Regions from separate parts of the Homo sapiens genome. Here region 1 is linked to region 2. A link is an interaction called in ENCODE POLR2A ChIA-PET data of the cell type or tissue named here. Cell type or tissue: B cell. All regions are shown on one strand. Each heading gives the region's core, and the rest is flanking DNA. Links, peaks and the distances in the headings are about the cores only. Region 1 overlaps PACSIN2 (protein kinase C and casein kinase substrate in neurons 2). Region 2 overlaps ARFGAP3 (ARF GTPase activating protein 3).

Region 1 (2,910 bases), core at 134-2,633, 160 kb after region 2:
CTCACGCCTGTAATCCCAGCACTTCGGGAGGCCAAGGCAGGCGGATCACGTCAGGAGATAGAGACCATCCTGGCTAACACGGTGAAACCCCGTCTCTACTAAAAATACAAAAAATTAGCTGGGCGTGGTGGCGGGCACCTGTAGTCCCAGCTACTTGGGAGGCTGAGGCAGGAGAATGGTGTGAACCCAGGAGGCGGAGCTTGCAGTGAGCCGAGATCGCGCCACTGCACTCCAGCCTGGGCGACAGAGCAAGACTCTGTCTCAAAATAAAACAAAACAAAACAAATATCTGCTCTAATATACCTGAGCAAATGCTCTTATGTGATATCACAACGTTGACAAAATGTGAAGACCTTTCGCAATTTTACAAAGTGCAGTCCTCTACAGAAACACAATTTCTTCTCCCTTGTCTACCTGCTCTTTAACAGCATAAGATGCCTTTTAAAATGCATCTGCCGAAGATGAGGCACTCCTAAGCCAGGGCCTCTGGAATCTTCCTCCTGTCCCACGTGGGATGCATCATGGGGTGGGTGTACCAGCGAGTCACCCACGGCCTTGACCGCACCCCAGCAGCTCTCCCTTTTGTGCCCTTATCTCCCTGCTGTGTAAATGGTTGTAAACTTTCAGATTATTGAAACCAAGTTAGTTACAGACATAGATGCCGTCTTAAGCAAAGGACACACATAATCTCCCTCATGTCTATGTTTCTCAGAGGTGGGGGAGAAAGATTAATTATCTTTTAAAGATGTTCACATCTGAGAGTGATTCACAACTTACTTATTCCAGCCAGCCAGAGGAGGTGAAATGAGTGTGGGCTTCGGTAGGCAGAGCACCAGCTCTGATGGTGACCCTCTGAAGGCCACTGAATCTCTCTGAGCTTAGGTTTACTGATGGATCAAGTGGAGAGAACACTATCTGGTTGCAAGAATTAAATGGGCAGGAATGTAAAGCTTCTTGAATGGTCCCTCAGAAACTTCAGAACATGGGGGCCTGTGCAGACAGCCCCTCACCACTGACTCTGCACCCCCCACGCACATCCTCCTTGGTGGCACATGCCCAGTCTCCTTATCTGATGACACATTTGCAGGAGCAAAGGTCGCAATTGCTTAATTAAAGCATCACCACGTGCGAGCTAAGTGGCGAGCAGGCAGCCAGCTCCAGCCAATCAGACAGCTACAGAACCCACTAATAGCGGGCTTGGACGTCTGTACAGGGAGCACTGCCTGCTCTGTGGTTCCTCTGAAGACCACAATTCATGATCTTGGCACGCTCGGTTGGCGACAACATAATTTAATATAATGAAAGACAAATGCAGTTTAAAACATGAAAATGCTCACAAACTACGGTTTGGGTATCACTTTACATTAAGAAGATTTCATTTCATTCAATAGGAAACTTCAGAATACACAGTTGATCCTATCTAAAGACCACCCTGCAGGTCCAGGCAGAGGCCCCGTCACAGGCCTCCCTGGGCGCTCTGGGCTTGGGCTCAGAGGCCCATATGGGGTCCTGGCAGGTGGCCTCAGGCAAAACCACTCACCCCTTTAGCTCTGACTCTCTTTCTCCTCTAAACAATGAAAAGGGAAACAAATCAACAAGGCTGTCCTGAAAACAAAATGAGGGCTATGGAAAGCTTCTTGGTAAAATGCAAATGCCTAGACAACCAAGCTCTTTTTATTTATACTTATTTTAATTACAAAGTTATTACTTAAACATTAATCTAAAAGTAAAAGGGCAATGGTACTGTGTGGAAAACAAGGAGAAACTTCCTATAATTCTAAAGCCTTAACTATCACTGCTGCGTGTTATCTTAATACAATTTCACACAGGTGAGCAGTGCTCACACCTTTATCATTTGCTTTCTAAGTCCTATTTCCCATCACCTAGGGATAAGCTATCATTACCAGTACTCCCTTCCAATCCTGAGTCACTACGTGTAGTCAAGCAACATCCCTTCACCCCAGGGTCAGGCTTTCTAGAATCCATCACATTAAACTCAGGCAGAGAATTACCAACCCAGAAGAGAGCAAGGCCTCTCTGCATGGCAAGGCTGCCCTCAAAACCCAGGGAGGATATGACCATCATCAGGCCCTTACCCCAACAAAAGGGCCAGGTGCCAACAGCAGCTTACAAAAGGTGGTGGGGAGAAAGACAGGCCCTGTAAGTGCCAGGATATGAGGGGAGTCCATGCAGGGCCAGGGCAGGAGGCCTCACCCACACCAATGACCTGCGACTACACCCGTGACCCCGAGTCACCAAGGAAAGGTCCAAAAAGTTCTGGAAGGATTTTTAAATAGAACTGGATAAAATCACTTTGGGCACTTTAAAGGTATAGTTTGCTGGCAAATTCACTTACGTAGACTGATAGGAGAGTGACTGAATGAGCACTGTGACCAGGCACACATGCTGGGCTCCTGGGGTCCATCACCTCATGCTGCCCCGCCAAAATCCTATGAGGAAGGGCTCTCAGTATCCTGGTGCAAAGGACTGCATGTATGGATCCCCTCAAAATTCATATGTTGAAATTCTACCCCTCAGTTTGATGGCATTAGGAAGTAGGGCCTTTGGAAGCTAATTAGGCAGGGCCCTCATGAATGGGACTAGTGTCCTTACAATTTTTTTTTTTTAGTTTTTGTTGAGATAGGGTCTCACTATGTTACCCAGGCTGGCCATGAACTCCTGGCATCAAGTGATCCTCCTGCCTCAGCCTCCAAAAGTGTTGAGATTACAGGCATAAGCCACTGCACTCAGCCACTCATGCCTTTATAAAAAGTACCTGAGAGCTCTCTCGCCTTCTTTCTGTCATGTGAAGCTATAAGAAGTCAGCAATCCGCAACATGAAAAAGGACCCTCCTCAGAACCCAACCATGCTGGTACCCTGATCTCAGACTTGCAGCCTACAGAACTGTA
Region 2 (2,910 bases), core at 109-2,608:
GCAAATGTTACCTCTTTTAAACTTTGCCTTATTTTCCAACCAGAAGTGGGCACAGGACTTAGTTTCCATCTCTCATGCATAACTTTGCAGTCTATCTTCTTATTTACGTTGTATTTAAGCCTGTCCCTAACCCCAGGCCAACAAGATCGATGCAGGGATCCCATTCACCTTTAATAAGCTCATGAAATACGTAACGGCAAACTTGAGAAAAAACAGAGCTAGAGGGGAGGAGCAGCCTGAAACATGGAGATCCCAGCAATGGAGGTGAAAAGGGGCAGAGGTCAGTTCAATCTGGTCCACTCTGGGAGCAGTCAGCAACCAATGCAGTTTGCCCTCTCCATATACTCTTAATCTGCCTTCCCCCCTTTGCTTGGCAAAAGCCATAACTTATAAATTATTTTTCCTCTGTAAATTTGTTGACTTGAAATTCTAGTTAAAGAAAAAAAACTCCAGTTAAATATGCACACCACCCATGCCACACAGGAAGCAGTGCATGTGTGTGTGTCTGGCAGTGGGAGGGGAAGAAGAGGGGAAAAGTATTCTAGAGGAGAGACTTTATATATTTTGGGGCTGCTTGGATTTTTTCCCAATTAGCTAGTGGTTTTTTTTGTTTCTTTTTTTGGTGGTGGTTGTTGTTGTTTTTTGAGTCAGGGTCTTTGTTCTGTCACCCAGACTGAAGTGAAGTGGTGAGATCATAGCTCACTGCAGCCTCAAACTCCCATGCTCGGCTAGGTGCTGTGGCTCATGCCTGTAAACCCAGCACTTTGGGAAGCTGAGGTGGGTGGATCACATGAGGTCAGGAGTTCAAGACCAGCCTGGCCAACATGGTGAAACCCCGTCTCTAGTAAAAATACAAAAATTAGCTGGGTGTGGTGGCACACACCTGTAATCCCAGCTACTTCGGAGGCTGAAGCAGGAGAATTGCTTGAACCCGGGAGGCGGAGGTTGCAGTGAGCTGAGATCATGCCATTGCACTCCAGCCGAGGGGATAGAGTGAGACTCTGTCTCAAAGGAAAAAAAAAAAAAAAAAATAAAAAACCCAAAAAACTCCCAAGCTCAAGTGATGTTTCCACCTTGGCCTCCCAAAGTGCTGGGATTACAGGTGTGAACCACTATGTCCGGCCCCTCAGTTTTTTTTAAGGAATAAAAATGTTTAAAGAATAGCTCTTCTCTGCCTTAAAAATAACAACAAAAACAATACTGAGTACTTTCTCATCCTTGACTTTTTCTTGCCCAAATCCTAGACTCCTGCCCTAAGGTTGTATCATGAATTTTAATTGCTGTTTTTGAATCATTTACAAGCATTGTGACTCATACAGTTCTATTTATCTGACTTTTAAAAGGTCAGTGATTAAACCTGCAATGGCCCAAACAGATCCTGCTGTACTGCCCCTCAGGCTCTAGGTCACTCCTTCCCTCACGGAGGAACACATCATAAAACCACCCGATTTCCTGGAATGGCTTAAACTGGAAGTATTCTTTAGCGATGAGGAAGAAGGAGAGGTTATAATGGGCGAGACTTAGCAGAAAGAAAGAGGGAAAGAACACAGTAAAGACAGAAGGAAGAGAAGTAACTAGGTATTGCCTTGAGTCTAGTCTTCATCTGCTCTGGGCAGAGTAGGTTACCATAAGTTAACTGGTAATGATCAATCTGGAAAACAAAGTACATTAAAAACAAGCTTTAGCCGGGGTAATCCCAGCACTTTGGGAGGCCGAGGCGGGCAGATCACCTGAGGTCAGGAGTTCAAGACCAACCTGGCCAACACGGCGAAACTCTGTCTCTACTAAAAGTACAAAACTTAGATGGACGTGGTGGCACATGCCTGTAATCCCAGCTACTTAGGAGACTGAGGGCAGGAGAATCATTTGAATCTGGGAGGCGGAAGTTGAGGTGAGCCAAGATCGTGCCACTGCACCCCAGCCTGGGTGACAAAGCAAGACTCCATCTCAAAAAAAAAAAAAAACCCAAAACAACAACAACAAAAAAAAACCCCAAGTTTGATTCAATGGGGAAAAGACAGTCTTTTCAACAAATGGTGATGGAAAAACTAGGTATCCGCATACAAAAGAATGAAGTTGAACTCTTACCTGACATTGTGAACAAAAATTAATTCAAAATGAATCAAAGACTTAAAGGTAAGACCTAAAACTATAAAACTCTTAGAAGAAAACAGAAGGCAAGGCCAGGCACAGTGGCTCACGCCCGTAATCCCAACACTTTGGGAGGACGAGGGGGGTGGATCACAAGGTCAGGAGATCAAGACCATCCTGGCCAACAAGGTGAAAGCCCATCTCTACTAAATATACAAAAATTAGCTGAGTGTGGTGGCGCGCACTTGTAATCCCAGCTACTTGGGAGGCTGAGGCAGGAGAATCGCTTGAACCCAGGAGGTGGAGGTTGCAGTGAGCTGAGATCGCGCCATTGCACTCCAGCTTGGGCGACAAGAGCAAAACTCCATCTCAAAAAAAAAAAAAAAAAAAAAAAGACAAAGAATCATAATAGATTTTATCTTATAGAAACAAATGCTCCTTTTTAATAATCACGTTCTATCAATATTTCGATATTCCTTAAGTCATAATATAAGATTGCTTGCCACAATTCCAGATGGGCAGCCTAGCTGGTTCCTTCCCTAGAAAAGATGGAGTAGGGAAATCTCTGGAAATTGTCTGGGGGAGGCAGCAATGACTAAGCCATGGCTGTTTGAGGGTGCTCTGCACAAGTTGTCCTGGCAAGGGCCTGTGGCAGGTGACAGGCAGGCCTTGCTTAGCTTCCAAGCCCTGGGGATCTTTCCATTATTTCTTTTATTATTTCAATTTATTTCACTTCACAAATAGTCCTGCCTCCCACTGGACTGTGGGGTTATCCCATCAGACTGTCAGTCCAAAGGTGGTGTCTTCTTCTGATGCAAA

What was found. ChIA-PET counts read pairs that join two places held together with the same protein. Peaks named below come from ENCODE experiments on the same cell type or tissue, not always from the same donor. Only the 100,000 strongest peaks of a DNase experiment are listed, where the experiment ranks them.
Region 1: POLR2A ChIA-PET joins it to region 2 with 9 read pairs; 22 of 35 experiments call an interaction of 5 or more read pairs at or near these places.

The regions. Positions count from the first base shown.
Region 1 is chr22:43,003,340-43,006,249 of GRCh38, forward strand. All of the region lies in intron 1 of PACSIN2 (protein kinase C and casein kinase substrate in neurons 2), which reads right to left. Among named protein-coding and RNA genes, the nearest start is that of PACSIN2, 10 kb to the right of the region's middle. RefSeq lists a silencer at 1,102-1,201. In B cell, for the core only: no CTCF peak of the experiment used is centred there; a DNase peak (open chromatin) is centred at 1,159.
Region 2 is chr22:42,843,577-42,846,486 of GRCh38, forward strand. The region is part of intron 2 of ARFGAP3 (ARF GTPase activating protein 3); the gene reads right to left. Among named protein-coding and RNA genes, the nearest start is that of ARFGAP3, 12 kb to the right of the region's middle. In B cell, for the core only: no CTCF peak of the experiment used is centred there; no DNase peak of the experiment used is centred there.